Regions from separate parts of the Homo sapiens genome. Here region 2 is linked to region 1. A link is a loop called in an ENCODE intact Hi-C map of the cell type or tissue named here. Cell type or tissue: HepG2. All regions are shown on one strand. Each heading gives the region's core, and the rest is flanking DNA. Links, peaks and the distances in the headings are about the cores only. Region 1 overlaps AFG1L (AFG1 like ATPase). Region 2 overlaps SNX3 (sorting nexin 3).

Evidence for each region. Hi-C counts contacts between places; a loop is a spot of excess contacts. Peaks named below come from ENCODE experiments on the same cell type or tissue, not always from the same donor. Only the 100,000 strongest peaks of a DNase experiment are listed, where the experiment ranks them.
Region 2: a loop joins it to region 1, with 29 times the contacts of the local background. A loop is called at or near these places in 14 of 110 quality-filtered maps.

Annotation. Positions count from the first base shown.
Region 1 is chr6:108,488,281-108,496,620 of GRCh38, reverse strand. All of the region lies in intron 10 of AFG1L (AFG1 like ATPase), which reads right to left. LOC124901370 (a long non-coding RNA gene) reads left to right here. Exons shown (of 3, transcript XR_007059698.1): 1 at 1-5,266. Among named protein-coding and RNA genes, the nearest start is that of FOXO3, 68 kb to the left of the region's middle. In HepG2, for the core only: a CTCF peak has its summit at 4,288 (motif pointing right); no DNase peak of the experiment used is centred there.
Region 2 is chr6:108,244,305-108,252,644 of GRCh38, reverse strand. The region is part of intron 1 of SNX3 (sorting nexin 3); the gene reads left to right. It also overlaps the pseudogene RNA5SP212. Among named protein-coding and RNA genes, the nearest start is that of SNX3, 13 kb to the left of the region's middle. In HepG2, for the core only: CTCF peaks have their summits at 1,955 and 4,507; no DNase peak of the experiment used is centred there.

The sequences.
Region 1 (8,340 bases), core at 58-8,057:
TATATTTACTGTGCGTTATTTTTCAGCTATTTCATCCCCTGCATCTTCCCTAATATTACAATACATCATGAATATGTAAAATATTCAACACAAAGCATATACTAAAGACCTTGAGGAGCTACAATGCCATTTACATTTGCTGTTGCCACACTCATTTACGTCATTGTACAAGACAGGGAGTTCTATTCACCTCAGTGTCCCCAGCACCTAGCACAGACTAGGGAACAGAGTTTTGCATAACACACAATTAATGAATAAATAAAGACACTATCACCAAGTCTTCAAAATCAATTATAACTATTGAATGCTTAATAAATATGAGGCACTGTATTAAATCCTACAAGAACTTTGCAAAACACAGGGAAAAGACATTTCTCTACTCCTTTGACCACACTAACAAACAACTAAATTACATGCACAGTATATCTATGGCAGTTGCAAATATTTATACTTTTGTTTTGCATTAGTTGATCCTCCTATGTAACTAAACCATAGCATAATACACTTTTTGAAACCATAATTAGTATTGTGAATTCATGCATTGTGCCCTATGAATAATTAAAGCATATGATTACTTTTGAGTACTAAATGGCACTTCAGTTAGTAGCATCCTTGAGTATGTTATTCTAACTCAAAATTCAAGTAGGATTATCTAAGGCTGATTCTTCTTATGATAGATAATGATGACATTCTCCATCTTTCCACCTGAGCAATTAAAAAGTTTAATAGTCTTTGATGTGGCTGGTTATCTGAATAATTTTCTTAACAGGAACAATTAAAATCCACTTACTCGATGGTTTGTGCATTCTCCACTATTGTTTCAAACTCTTTGTTTCTGTGGAAACCTGATGAAAACTTAAAGAACTTTAAATCTATAATGACTTTGCAAAGAGTATTTGTTTTCCTTAATTACCAAGAGTATACAGCTTGATTATATGTAGCCCAGTTTCTCTAACAAACTTAAAAATAAAGAGCTTGCTTGCTGTCTTTTTTCTCCTATATGTGAAATGGTCCAGTTGTCTGCTTTGGTATCGACCCTGGTGCCAGAAGTGGGAATTTTCTCAATGCCACACCAATGTGAAATGCACGAGCATTACCATCAGACCACCTTCTGCCCTACAATGATCCACTTCAGTATACCCAAATGAGCTGTCAGCTGGAGTTTCTTTTTCCTCTGCCTCACTAATGCTCTGCTCTGCTACCATTATTTCAGCTGAAGTAGGACGATTATGATTTCAAGCTCTATCTAGATTATACGGTCCTAAGGGTTACTCTTTATCTGTATAGACTCCTCCTTATAAACCCTTTGTAGGAATACGCTGATAGCTGTTCATTAAACAAACATGCGTGGTATCTTACTTTATTTACATGGCAATGACAATACTTCATATCTTAAAGAGAAGTACCTTTTAATAGAAAATGCTTGAATGGAATTAGGATGAATGTATCCTTTTCAAAACAAACTGAAAATATCACACGAATTGATGTTAAGACTATTTTTATGTGCCAGATTCCAAAATAATAAATATAATAATTAGAAAAACAAGGCTGGGTGTGGTGGCTCATGCTTGTAATCCCAGCACTTTGGGAGGCCGAGATGGGTGGATCACTTGAGGTCAGGAGTTGAAGACCAGCCTGGCCAACATGGTGAAACCCCATCTCTACTAAAAATACAAAAAAAATTTAGCTGGGCAGGGTGGTGCACGCCTGTAATCCTAGCTACTCAGGAGGCTGAGGCAGGAGAATCACTGGAACCTGGGAGGCGTAGGTTGCAGTGAGCTGAGATGGGACCACTGCACTCCAGCCTGGGTGACAGAGCAAGACTCTGTCTGAAAAAAAAAAAAAGAAAAGAAAAGAAAAAAAGAAAGAAAAGCAGAGCACTGAAATGTGTGTATTTGCAGAGTAAATAATTTCCCAAGATTCATATGGCACCTCAATATGAGAAATCTCACGAATATGAAGTCCAAACACCCAGCTGGGAAATATCTCACCATTCTAGAAAATATCACCAATTCTTAACACATTCTGCTTCTCAGGGTGTTCTTTGGAGTGCTGAGGGAAAGTTTTGCCATTTGATTTACACAGTCTCAATGGCAGGAGGTTGGTTCTACCTAAATCTGCCAGATTTTTGCTAAATTCTCATCCCCTTTTAATGGTTAATACAGTATTTTTTTGCGGGGTGGGGGGGGCATATTTTGCTTGTAGAAACAATGACTTAACAAAAAAATCAATGTGACAAACTAGAGGAGGGTACACTCCTCTACTCTACTCGACCAGCTTTGTGTATGTAATAAAGAGATCTCCAAATTCTGGAGATGTCTAATTCTGGGGATCCTGAAACTGACAATTTTCTCAAGACACAAGCCACATCAAGTCAGGTCTATCGAATCAGATCTACCAGGTGAAAAGCACCGTGCTGGACTCACTGGGGCAGGGGAGCAGGGGGAGCGGGGATGGAAACAATTGGCATAAAAACAGAAAACCAAAATGAAAATGTGACGCCAGGTGTGGTGACTCACACCTGTAATCCCAGCAGTTTGGGAGGCCGAGACGGGCGGATTGCTTGAGCTCGAGACTGGCCTGGCCAATATGACAAAACCCCATCTCTACTAAAATACAAAAATTAGCAAGGCATGGTGGCACAGGCCTGTAGCTACACAGGAGGCTGACGTACAAGAATCGCTTGAACCTGAAGGGCGGAGGTTGCAGTGAGCTGAGATCATGCCACTGCACTCCAGCCTGAGTGACAGTGAGACTGTGTCTCAAAAACAGAAGAAAAAGAAGATGAAGAAGTAGGAAATCGTCCTAATTAGCATCATCATCATTAATGAGCATCGCTAAATGTAAGCATCAATACAACTCCAAGACAATACATAACAACTGCAAAAGCATATCCACGACATGGTAAAAATTAGTGGAATGGGTTGTACTAACCACCTGGGACTGAATGAACCAGACTATACCTTGCTAATTACCTGGTATCTGTTGTTTGGTAGACATCTAAAATCTAGGAGAAGTCAAGTTGCTCCTTTTGGAAATGGGATAAACTGGGTTCGACCGTACAACAGAATTAACAACAGCAAATGAGCTAGTGTAGCTCAGAGCCCCCACTCAGAAAGACCCTCCATATTTCTAGAGTTAGAAAGTCTTGCCTAGCTTCTTTATTCAGCTTAAGTTTTCAGCTTAACTGTAGTGTGAGGGGCAGTCAGAAGGCAGAGGGAGTCTGTGAAGAACAAGGCTGCTGCTTTGGTTTGTGAGGCTGGAGGAAATGGGTCTTCACACACCTTGGCTCACCATGTTCTGGAAGCTATCTTCACCACCAGACGATTTAGCCTGGCTCGACTCTCCTCCTAGTTCTCACAGTATCTAAGGTTTCTGAATTAAAGAAACCAGAGGTTTAAGCTTTGGAGTTTATCAGATGCTGTGGGAACACTTCGGATCACTAGGTTTTGATTCTCACGGCTCCCTTGCTAAGATTTGTTTAGCTTCAGGCCAATCCTAAGCAAACCCTGTTCTAGAAAAACAGGAACAGCACAAGTGAGCTGGATAGTACATTACAGTAAGCATTTAGCCTAATAAAAGAACCCATACTTTCCAGATCCAGGAACACAGATAATATAACATTTTTTAAAAACATGCCGTTACAAATGTATGTCTCTCTCTGTGTGTGTGTGTGTGTGTATAATTATTTGATTGGTTAGTTTAATATTTTTGAGAAGCTTTTTGTTAAAAGGCATTTACTTTAACATGATCCTGTACTGTTAAACATGTACAATTCACCCTTTAAAGTCATAAAGAACAAAGAAAAAATTTATTGTAACTGCATTAATAGCTAGTCCTGTGAAATTACTCTGAATATTAGCAATCCAGTAGATACAAAAAAAAAATACTGGCAAGGGGAAGAAAAATAGCCCAACTGTTGCTAGAATTATTTCACAAGCTCCTTTGTTAAAATAATGTTGTAATAACTCCTTCTAATTTCCCACTGGAAAAGGTATTTTCTTAGCTAGTTCAAAACAGAAGGAAGTTTAAACATTATCATGAATGCCTCAGACATAGTGCTGTGATATCTGATTGTCCAGACTACAGAACATAATAAGTGAATGTGGCCAAGGCTGAAATATGTTTCCACCACTTTTGTATTCTCTTTCTGAATATAATGATTTTAATAAGAAAGTATATAATAATGATGAAGTAATTAGTACCAGCATTATTCTACCATAATCATTGAAATCAGTACTTAATCATTAACATAATCAAGCCATCCTGATTGTACCCTCAGTAGAGGGCAGTATTTGCTACATCTCCTTGGGAGGAAAGACTTGTACATTTGTCTGGCTTTGAGATCTACCCAGAAGAAATGGGAAAGATGAGCTGCATAGTGCAAGGTCAGGTTCTAGACTCTCTGACACCAGTCTTGCATGTGCATGTGACATGAAAGGTGAACCAGTGTTAACTTTTTCCTTTGGAAATCAGAGCTAAGTGGCACAAAAAGAGATATTTAGGATCCCAAAATGAAAAAGGAGAAAAGGCTTTAGAATAGCTAAGAAGTTATTTTAAATTTGAGAACTGTAACTTCTGAACACGTTAAAGTCTTGTAAATGCAGAGGTTTTGTTACTTTTGTTTTGCTTTTTGCTGTTGTTTTTGTTTGTTTTGCTTTCTTTGTGAGAGTCCATTGGAAAGAAATGGAACTCTCTCAGGCTTGGATATTTGAAAAGCTTAATCAGAGCTGGAAAAGAAGTGGATATTGAAGAGTTGCTTTCTTCCTCCCACTCTTCTGCTTTCCAAATCATGGAAATACTCAGTTAAAAATTCTAATTCATATTCAAAAGATATTAAAAAGTGAATCAGGGCAAGACTGAATATCTCCCCGTGCTGCTGGAATAAAGGGCCAAGCCCTTCAAACTATGAGTAAGACTAACAGAATTATTCACTTCATCTTCTTGCCAAAAGACAACCTTGAATTATCTGCTGCCCAAATTTTATTAAAAGATAAAAACATCCATGAAAGGCCGGAATAACATGCATCTATTCAATCTCTAAACATTTAGAACTATTTTTTCTGGATCAAGCCAGATAAATAAAGAGAAAAGCTCAGCTGTAAAGTACTATTTTTGCCCTTATAGCATAGTTTCATTAAACTTTACTTTGTCATTATGTTTTCAGCTTGGATATAAGAATCTATCAGATACAAGCATATGTCGGCAGCAGGAATGGTGCTGAGGAAATGTCTCCTGGCATCTTTCAGAAGTCCATTTATGAAAGGTACAAGTGCCAGTAAAAATCATCACTTCTGAGTAACTGGTTTGTTTTTATCTTCTAACTTACTGAATATCTTTTCCCCTCTTTGGCTGATAGAAGGCTGAGTGTTGACTTAATTGTTTGATTTTAAGAACTATGTAGAAGTTTATGATGTAGATTTATGTATATTAACTTTTCTGTCTTTCAGCTTAAGTATTCATTATTTTCCCTTTGTCCTGATTTTTAAAAAATTTAATTCTGTGTGTATATGGTTGTGTGTGTGTATCTGTACACACATATAAAATACTTTTTGGAATCAGATAAGACATAAATAAATCCATGCTAAAATTATTCTATTTCTGCTTAAAGCTTATTTCATCTGCTTTCAGTTAAACAGGAGGCAAAAGAGAATCAGGGAAATAAAATGTCAGTAAGAACTTCAGATAATAAACAGCAGTGCCTCTTTTGATTTTGTTAGTTACCAAGTATGTACTGAGCATCCGTCAGTAGAGAGAGATATTCTTAGAGAAGGTGGGTTTTCAACAGAGGGAAATAGCCCAGTGTAGGGAAGTAGAAATCTATTTCATGAACACGAAATTGAATGGAATTTGGCATAAAGAAGTAGCCTGAGAAAGACAAAGCATCGTTGGCTTTAATAAAGCAGTGAAGGGGGAGATTAAGAAGTGCATTGCAAAGGCTGCAGTTCGGATGATGTGACTATGTAACTATTTGGATTTATATAGGACATGATAGGGAGACAATGCAGAAAGTTCAGGAAAGAAATTGACAGTACAAACATGTATGCAAGATAATTTTTATATTCCCATGTAAATGTGTATAGTAATTTACAACTTACAGTTTTTCACATATGCTAAGGCTAAAAAGCAGTAAGATTAGGTAATTAATAAACTTATGACAGTGGCTTACTATATTAAGATTTTCTACAAAGTAACATCCAAACCCTAAGATATTACTGATCTAGTAAATTACTTCTGTTTTTTTGTTTGTTTGTTTGCTTTTGAGACGAAGTCTCTCTCTGTCGCCAGGCTGGAGTGTACTGGCGTGATTTCGGCTCACTACAACCTCCGCCTCCTGGGTTCAAGTGATTCTCCTGCTTCAGCCTCCCGAGTAGCTGTGACTAAAAGGCATGCGCCACCACACCCAGCTAATTTTTGTATTTTTAGTAGAGATGGGGTTTTACCATGTTGACCAGGATGGTCTCCATCTCTTGACCTTGTGATCCACCCACTTCAGCCTCCCAAAGTGCTGGGATTACAGGCGTAAGCCACCGCGCCTAGCCTAGTAAATTAATTCTATGTTTTAAAAGTCTTCAGTAAAATGGTGAGGAACGTGTATAGTTTCTCCTGTGCCTTTGATTAAACTATACTAGTCCTCTGGCTCTGTTTCCTTCCATTGACTCTAGTGAAAACATACTTTTCAACCCCACCCACACCCTCATCTCTTCCTTTTTCTATGTCAGTTCAGATGATGTCATTGACTCCTTTAGGCTCCAAACTAACACACCTTTATAAATGACCTCTACATCTTTATCTTCAGTCCTAAATTTCCAACTGTTTGTAAGCCCCGTTCTCCTACCTGTAGCATTTTGGTTTGTCTGTTAAGGGTCCTGCCATTTCTCTGGTTATTCAGACTGAAACCGTTGGAGCCCTAGGTGGCTTGTCCTCGTCCCTGACCTCCTCCATGCCCTATCCTCTGATTTCTCTTCTATTTATCTTGTTTCGTGCAATCTCTCAAGTATACCTGGTTCATGCCCCTCCTCGAGGCAGCAATTAGGAGCTGAAATCCAGTCCATACTCTGTCCAGCCATGTACCCTGATGAGGGGCATGGTAACTTGGGACTGTATTCTGGACACTGTATATGGTATGTCGTGGAGACTTGGGATTCTTAAGTATATTGATTTTTTGTTGTTGTTGCTATGTTAGCAGGTAATTAACTTGGTTAGCCTCAAGCTCCAAACTCTGTCTCCTCCATGATGCGTAGCAGCGAAAATCTCCGTTCAGTTATTTTAGCATTTGCTGTGTATGTATATTTCACAGGTCAGCCCAAGATTTGGGCAGAGTTTACAGGAAAAATTTCAGGCTATTCCTCTGTGGTTCTCTCCTTTCCCAGATTTCTCCTTATACTTTCCAGCTGTTATGGTCACTGATTTGCTCTTCTCTGGTTCTTCGAGCTAAAAACAGCAGGTTTCTACTGAGTTTTAGACATCCGTATAAGACTAACTGTGATCTGCCCTCAGGAGAAAAACTATAAAAATGAGAAACTCACCAGTATCAATCCTTTCTTCCAAGTGTTGGCTGTGCTCTACTTTCTCCCTGCTTTTGATAAGCAGTGCCTTCTGGATAGTTATTTTTCAGATTTTGTCCAGAGTTTGCAGAGGTGATCAATAGGTAATTTGATCAAATAGGAGCTACTCTGACATAAATGGAAGTAGAACCTTTCTGAGTCTGTAGTTCTCTGAATATACTCTGTAATTGCCAACTCCGGTTTTTTGTTTGTTTGTTTCTGGAGACAGAGTCTCGCTCTGTCACCCAGGCTGGAGTGCAATGGCGCAATCTTGGCCTCCTGGGTACAAGTGATTCTCATGCCTCAGCCTCCCGAGTAGCTGAGATTATAGATGTGCGCCATCACACTCAGCTAATTTTTTTTTTTTTTTGGTATTTCAGTAGAGATGGGGTTTCACCATGTTGGCCAGGCTGGTCTCGAACTCCTGAGCTCAGGCAATCTGCCCTGCCCACCTCGGCCTCCCAAAGTGCTAGGATTACAGGCGTGAGCCACTGCGCCCAGCCCCAACTCTTGTGTTTTCCCCAGAAACATAAAACTTCAGAGAAGGAAGAGATGATAAAGATGCCCCTCATGATTTCCTTTGCTTAGGAAAAACCAAACAGCTACTGCCTCATACTCCCCCCAACCTTTGCACCAACAGAATCTCCAACCCTCCAGCCTTCAAGGCCCAGTTCCACTCCGATCATCCATAGCATTCTGGTCATACTGATCCTGTAGTACTAATTATAATCTGCCTCACATTCTAGTGATCTATGTACTGACCTCATTTTCTCTTCTAAATTAAGACTCCATA
Region 2 (8,340 bases), core at 99-8,098, 240 kb after region 1:
ACAGGCTCCAAGACATTTCATCCTTTGCTTCCTAGAGTGGAAGCAGAAGATTTTATAGTAGGAAATGCAGATATTTAAATAGGAATGGGATCAAGGGTCATCATTGCCTCGGACACAGTGGTTTGTTTTTTGGTTTTTGTTCTTGTTTTCCAGATTTCTCCCTTCTAAGTACTAACCAGGCCCAACCCCGCTTAGCTTCTGAGATCAGACGAGCAATTGCATTCAGGATAGAATGGCCATAGACTTTTGCCGGATTTCTTAATTCCACCTATCCAGGGAACCCTTCCCTGTGGCCTTTGCTTTTAGCTCCTCAAGTTTTTTCTGCTCCTCTTCTTGTTTCTGCTTGAAATCCTTGTCTTCCTCATACATCTCCTTGGCCTGTTTCTCGTCAGGGGCTTCTTGCCGTAGGTGCCTGTCAGGAAGCTGGACGTGGTGCCTGCCATCCCTTCCTTAGACCCAGCACAGGAAACTGGAACTGCAGTTTACTGTTTTGATTCCTTAGTTAAAAGACAAAGCTTTCAACCAAAGTTCTACTTCATTTTTTTGTTTGTTTGTTTGTTTTATTTATTTATTTATTTTTGAGACAGTCTCTCACCCTGTTGCCCAGGCTGGAGTGCAATAGTGCAGTCTCAGCTTACTGCAGCCTCTGCCTCCCTGGTTCAAGCAATTCTCATGCTTCAGCCTCCCAAGTAGCTGGGAATATATAGGTCGTGCACCACCATGCCTGGCTAATTTTTGTATTTTTAGTAAAGATGGGGTTTCATCGTGTTGCCCAGGCTGGTCTCGAACTCCTGGCCTCAAGTGATATGCCCACTTCAGCCTCCCAAAATACAGGCATGAGCCACCGCGCCTGGCCACTACTTCTTTAAAGAAATATTTAACTGACAACCTAGGAATTTGGAATGTGTTAGTAAAATGTGACGTTTGCTATAGCTTGCCAGAAAGGTTGTATCAGGTAGTATAGAGTTTGGGCTGTTCTCAGATAAAGAGGATAATTTTTTGTTTTTTTGGTTTTTTTCTCCACATGGAGAGGTTTCAGGTACAGTCCAGGGTTAGTATTGTGGCTTGACTATCAGCTTCTAACATCATATTCACATTCTAGCCAAGGGGAATGTTTATTTCTGCCCTTGAAGGACACAACCAGGAAGTCGTATTATTTCTGTTTCTGCGCATTGCTGTACTTAGCTACAAAAGAAGCTGGGAAATTTAACCAGGTGGCCATGTGAAGAAGGGAAGAGTAGACACTGTTCTTTGCTTTGCCACATTAACAAATGGTTGTGGTTGGCCCTTCTAGGATATGGCTTTAAGCTACACTGTGATCATCTGTTATTTCCTTTTTTTGCTAATGCCTGGAATTTCAGTTTAGAGTAAGTTCATTTGATTTGCAAGAAATAAAATTGTACTTTCATTAGTTTGGAAGTCTTAAGTGAGTAAGTTTTGATTCTTTCATGATAATTAATTTTGTTAAGTTGAGAAAAAAGGCAAGCATGAAGACATGGCATATCTGATAGGGGTATACCTTGAGATTGGGCTAGAGATTCTAAAGGTAGTTGATTAACCTTTTTTTTTTTCCTTCCAAGGCTGCTTAAAACTATTTTGGTTTTACTTAGGACCACCATTGTAGTTGCTGACATTGAATGATGGAGTATATAATTTGAGCCACCAAAATAAATGAAGCCAGTGTCTCTTGGCAGAGAATCACTTAATCTCTTAGCAGAGAAGTAGAGAATTACTTAAAATAATTTTGTAAAGTTACTTTGTGTCCAGCAGTATTGGAATGGTCATTTGATAATTATTTGTTCTGTAAACTTTGATTTTATCACTGATGGAGCATTTCTTTTGGCTTTCCTAAAGTTATTTTAGCACCTGCCACCTATAGCTTGTTTGCTTTCCGTTTTTTCTAGTCCTGCCCTTGTGGGATGAAGTTCTCTGTTGTATAAGTCTCGTCCATATTGAGAAACAGAGGAGTCTCAAAGCCCCTCCTTGTGTCTGGTCTTGGTATCTCACCCCTCTCTTGTCTTGACTTTACTGGTTATCTTCAAGTGGAAACAAGTAGAGAAAAATCTTGTCAGCTAGGCATGTATGTGTATATCACCAGGTCTTGTCTTAAATTTACACCCAAAGATTCCCCCATGGTATATAACTGAGGACATTCTTAGGACACTGAGGAGTTTAAATAGAGCAAGGGTTGGCAAATTATGGGCTTACCTTTTTTTATAAATAAAGTTTTATTGGAACACAGCATACCCATTTCTTCCCATATTATCTAAGACCACTTTTACTCTATAAGGGCAGAACTGAGTAGTTGAAACAGTATGTTTACTATCTTGCCCTTTAAGAAAAGGTTTGCCAATTTTATGTCTAGAGTTTGCTCATGTAACATTGAAATAATGGAAATCAAAAGGCACTTGGAGAATCTATTATCAAAACATGAGGCCGGGCATGGTGGCTCACTCCTGTAATTCCAGCACTTTGGGAGTCTGAGGTGGGTGGATCACTTGAGGTCAGGAGTTCAAGACCAGCCTGACCAACATGGCAAAACCCTGTCTCTACTAGAAATACAAAAATTAGCCAGCTGTGGTGGCGTGCCCCTCTAGTCCCAGCTACTCAGGAACCTGAGGTGGGAGCATCACTTGAACCCTGGGGGCGGAGGTTACAGTGAGCCAAGATCACACCACTGCACTCCAGCCTGTGTGACAGAATGGAACCCTGTCTCAAACCCTAAAAAATATCATGAGGCTATGGAAAAAGCATTCATTTAGGAAGCCAGTAGTAAACGACTGAGGAAATAGTCATTAAATATAACACTGCACATTCATCAAATAATAAGATCTTAATGCATAACCCTATTGTTGGGTGGTGAATGAAATATTAGATACCATTCTTTCCTCCTAGAGGCCCAGTTTTACATAGAAATTGTAACTTTGTGTTGTCATCCCACTGATAATATTAAGGCCAGGCACAAGGTTTTTCAACTTTTGAAGTTTATTTTCTCACTCGAAACCTTTTATGTAAACTCCTTTGAATACCCACATAAAGGAAAGAAAGTTGGTGCTGATAAACTAGTGGGCAGCAGGTTCATGGTGGTTCAGGGTCGGTCAGCAAACCAGTGCCAACACTGAAGATGATGCCAAACAAAATTGACTGCAATCTGTTCTAGCCAGGATCATGGTTTAGATATTTTCTAGCCAGAATTAATTAATTTATTATTTTTTTCTTTTTTTGAGACAGAGTCTCGCTCTGTTGCCAGGCTGGAGTGCAGTGGTGCGATCTCGGCTCACTGCAACCTCCACTTCCCAGGTTCAAGCAATTCTCCTGCTTCAGCCTACCAAGTAGCTGGGATTACAGGCACGTGCCACCATGCCCAGCTAATTTTTGTATAATTAATTAATTTCTCATACAGTATCATCATTTAATGATTTGTGGGGTTTTGTGTGTGTATGTGTTTTAAGAGACAGAATCTCACTACATTGCCCAGGTTGGTCTTGAGCTCGTGAGCTCAAGTGATCCTCTTATCTGCCTCAGTCTTCTGAGTAGCTGGTACTACAGATGTGAGCCATTACACCTGTCTTAATGTTTTGTATTCTTACATGTTAACCCCCTATGTAATATGGCAATGTGCAGTTGTATAAATAATTTTTAATAATATTTAAGTTGGTATTGGTTGAACTATTAACATAGGTAAGTCCTTTCTACAAACTCTGTCTCTCTTGTCTAAAAGCTGGGTGTGGTGATGCATACCTGTAGTCCCAGCTACTCAGGAGGTTGAGGTGGGAGAATCATTTGAGCCAAGGAGGTTAAGGCTGCAGTGAGCTATAATGGTACCACTGCACTCCAGCCTGGGTGACAGAGTGAGACCCCGTCTCAAAAAAAAAAGAAAGGAAGGAATTAAGTTGAAAATTGAGAAACTGTGATACCAGCTCTAAATGGGACAACATAGTGAATTGATAGAATTTTTGTCTTAGTTTAGAAGGCCAGATTATGTTGATATGCTTAAGTTGGGATAAATTGCAGTTTTAGAGCGTTTTTGTTTAGACCTCAGCATGATTCTTATCTATAATTGATATTTGTTCAGTTTTCTTCCCTCAAAACATCCGATCAATTGTTTTTTTCTAACTAAATTTCTTTTTTAGAGTTGTTAACTTTAACTTGAGTAGCTCCTGTGGGTCAGTTGATTTATTGAGTACTTGCAATGCTAAGTTTAATAACACATGTTACTGCATTCAGTAAGTTCACAGCAGCCTGAAACAGGGCTAGATTTCTCTGATAAGTTTTCCCCAGAACTGTCCAATAAATGAACATTTATGAACTGTCTGTTATATTCCAGACATTGCTAGATGCTTGTTTAAAAGATGAATAAGATATGCCTAGCCTTTGGAAGCTTCCAAACTGGTGGTAAGGAGAGTGGGGAGAGGTAAATTCATAAAATATGCATAATCTGTAGTGGGAACCCAGGTCTGCCCTGAGGGGCCAGGAGTGTGTGTGGGCAGAAAGTGAGCCAGTAGTCTAGCTAGGGGGAGCACCTGTCTCTTTTGTGCTTCACTGCCAGCATCTGACATCAATGACATGCCAGAATCACACAGTAATAATACTGGAGTGATTCCTTGTTACTCTCTGACACAAACATTTTTCTCGATTTTTATTTATAATTTTATATATAATGTATAATTTGGTTTTAAAATTGTTATTTTAATTTTTATTTTTTAATAAATAGTGACAGGGTCTTGCTGTGTTGCCCAGGCTGGTTTTGAACTCCTGAGCTCAAGCAATCCTCCTGCCTCTGCCTCCCAAAGTGCTGGGATTACAGGCATGAGCCACCACACCCGGCTATAATTTGTTTTAAGCATCGATGTTCAGGCGGTATGGTAGGCACTTTCACTCTGTGTTTTCTCTGATATAGTTTATTCTACTGCATTTTCTTACAAACTGTAATTACTCTTATTTCCAGTTAAAACAAATGATAGGCTGGGCGTGGTGGCTCATGCCTATAATTTTAGCCCTTTGGGAGGCAGAGGTGGGAAGATCACTTGAGCCCAGGTGTTCAAGACCAGCCTGGGAAACATAGGGAGACTTAAACGTTGTTTTTTTTTGTTTGTTTTTTGTTTTTTAATTATCTGGGCATGGTGGCATGGACTAGTAGTCCCAGCTACTTAGGAGGCTGAGGTAGAAGGATCACTTGAGCCCAAGTGGTTGAGGCTACATTAAGCCGTGGTCGTGCCACTGCACTCCAGCCTAGGTAACAGAGTGAGACCCGGTCACACTCAAAAAATACATCCTAGATATTGACCACTTCATCATTCTTACTTAGCAATAATCGTTTCCTGTTTCCTCCTGTCTTACTCCATTTTCACACTGCTATAAATTTACTACCCGAGACTGGGTAATTTGTAAAGGAAAGAAGTTTAATTGACTCACAGTATTGCATAGCTGGGGAGGCCTCAGGAAACTTACAAGCATGGAAGGCAAAGAAGCAAGTACCTGCTTCACAAGGTGCCAGGAAAGAGAAAGTGAGCAGAAAGAGCCCCTTATAAACTGTCAGCTTTCGTGAGAACTCACTCATTATCACGAGAAGAGCATAGGGGAACTGCCCCCATGATACGGTCACCTGGGGGTTTACACGTGGGGATTACAATTCAAGATGAGATTTGGATAGGGACATACAGCCAAACCATATCACATCCTGACCATGCTTTATGATATAGCTAAGAAAGTCTACCTGCTCTTTTCCCATGCTAAACTCTGATGATCTTTCCTGATTCCTCTTGCCAGAAGCTAATCCAGTGTGGACTTGAGCCTGTAGTCTTAGCTACTTGGGAGGCAGAAGTGGGAGGATCGTTTGAGGCCAGGAATTAGAATCTGCACTGAGTTATGATCTTGCCCCTGCACTCCAGCCTGGACAACACAGCAAACTCTATCTCTGATGAGAATGCTGAGAACACATTCTATTCTATACTGAATTTATGTTCCCAGGCAAAAGAATAAAAAAAATACAATTTTAAGAAAAAAAAAGGGAGGCAGGAGATACAGTGTCTCACGCCTATAATCCCAGCACTTTGGGAGGTGGAGGCGGGTGGATCACCAGAGATCAGGAGTTTGAGACCAGCCTGTCCAACATGGTGAAACCCCATGTCTACTAAAAATACAAAAAAAAAAAAAATTAGGCATGGTGGTGTGTGCCTGTAATCCCAGCTAGTCGGGAGGCTGAGGCAGGAGAATCACTTGAACCTGGGAGGCAGAGGTTGCAGTGAGCTGAGATTGCACCACTGTAGTCTAGCCAGGGCAACAGAGCATGACCCTATCTCAAAAAAAAAAAAAAAAAAAAAAAAAAAAAGAATGCTCAAAGCTCTTTTAAGAATTTCTTACTTAGAGGCCTCAGAAATAACACCACACGTCTACAACCATCTGATCCTCGACAAACCTAGCAAAAAACAAGCAGTAGGGAAAGGATTCCCTATTTAATAAATGGTGCTGGGAAAACTGGCTAGCCATATGTAGAAAGCTGAAACTGGACCCCTTCCTTAACACCTTATGCAAAAATTAACTCAGATGGATTAAAGACTTAAACGTAAAACCTAAAACCATAAAAACCCTAGAAGAAAACCTAGGTAATACCATTCAGGACATAGGCATGGGCAAGGACTTCATGTCTAAAACATCAAAAGCAATTGCAACAAAAGCCAAAATTGACAAATGGGATCTAATTAAAGAGCTTCAGCACAGCAAAAGAAACCATCATCAGAGTGAACAGGCAACCTACAGAATGGGAGAAAATTTTTGGAATCTATCCATCTGACAAAGGTCTAATATCCAGAATCTACAAGGAACTTAAATTTATAAGAAAAAAACAATCCCTTCAAAAAGTGGGCAAAGGATATGAACAGACACTTCTCAAAAGAAGACATTTATGCGGCCAACAAACAATTTTAAAAAAGCTCATCATCATTGGTCATTAGATGCAAATCAAAACTACAATGAGATACCATCTCACGCCAGTTAGAATGGCAGTCGTTAAAAAGTCAGGAAACAACAGATGCTGGCGAGAATGTGGAGAAATAGGAACGCTTTTACACTGTTGGTGGGAGTGTAAATTAGTTCAACCATTGGGGAAGACAGTGTGGCATTTCCTCAAGGATCTAAAACCAGAAATACCATTTGACCCAGCAATCCCATTACTGGATATATACCCAAAGGATTATAAATCATTCTACTATAAAGACATGCACACGTATGTTTATTGCAGCACTATTTACGATAGCGAAGACTTGGAACCAACCCAAATGCCTATCAATGATAGACTGGATAAAGAAAATGCACGTATATACCGTGGAATACTATGCAGCCATAAAAAAGAACGAGTTCATGTCCTTTGCGGGGACATGGATGAAACTGGAAACTATCATCCTCAGCAAACTAACACAGGAACAGAAAACCAAACACTGCATGTTTTCACTTATTAGTGGGAGTTGAACAATGAGATCACATGGACACAGGGAGGGGAACATCACACACCAGGGCCTGCTGGGGATTGGGGGGCAAGGGGAGGGAGAGCATTAGGACAAATACCTAATGCATGTGGGGCTTAAAACTTAGATGACGGGTTGATAGGTGCAGCAAACCACCATGGCACATGTATACCTATGTAACAAACCTGCACGTTTTTTTGCACGTGTATCCCAGAACTAAAAAGAAAATTTCTTATTTTCTTGGCCGGGCACAGTGGCTCATGCCTGTAACCCCAGCAGTTTAGGAGGCCGAGGCAGGTGGATTACTTGAGGTCAGGAGTTCGAGACCAGACTGGCAACATGGCGAAACCCCGTCTCTACTGAAAACACAAAAAATTAGCTGGGCATGGTGGTGCATGCCTGTAGTCCCAGCTACTGGGAAAGCTGAGACAGAATTTCTTGAACCCACGAGGTGGAAGTTGCAGTGAGCTGAGATCATGCCACTGCACTCCCGCCTGGCAACAACAGAGCAAAAAAAAAAAAAAAAAAAAAAAACTCCTTACTTATATTCTTATAGACTATATTATTTTAAATGTGGTTATTCCAGAGATTGATGGTGGTGATGTTTGCATAACAATATGGATTTACTTAATGCCACAGAACTCTGTACACTTAAACATGCTTAAAATAATTTTATATTATGTATATTTTACCACAGTAATAAATATGGAAACAAACAGTATGGAGGGGCCAGGTACAGTGGCTATCTCCTGTAATGCCAGCACTTTGGAAGGCCAAAGCAGGAGGATCACTTGAGGTCAAGAGTTAAAAACCAGTCTGGGTAACATAGTGAGACCCTCCTCTCTACAAAAAATAAAAATTAGCTAGGTATGGTGGC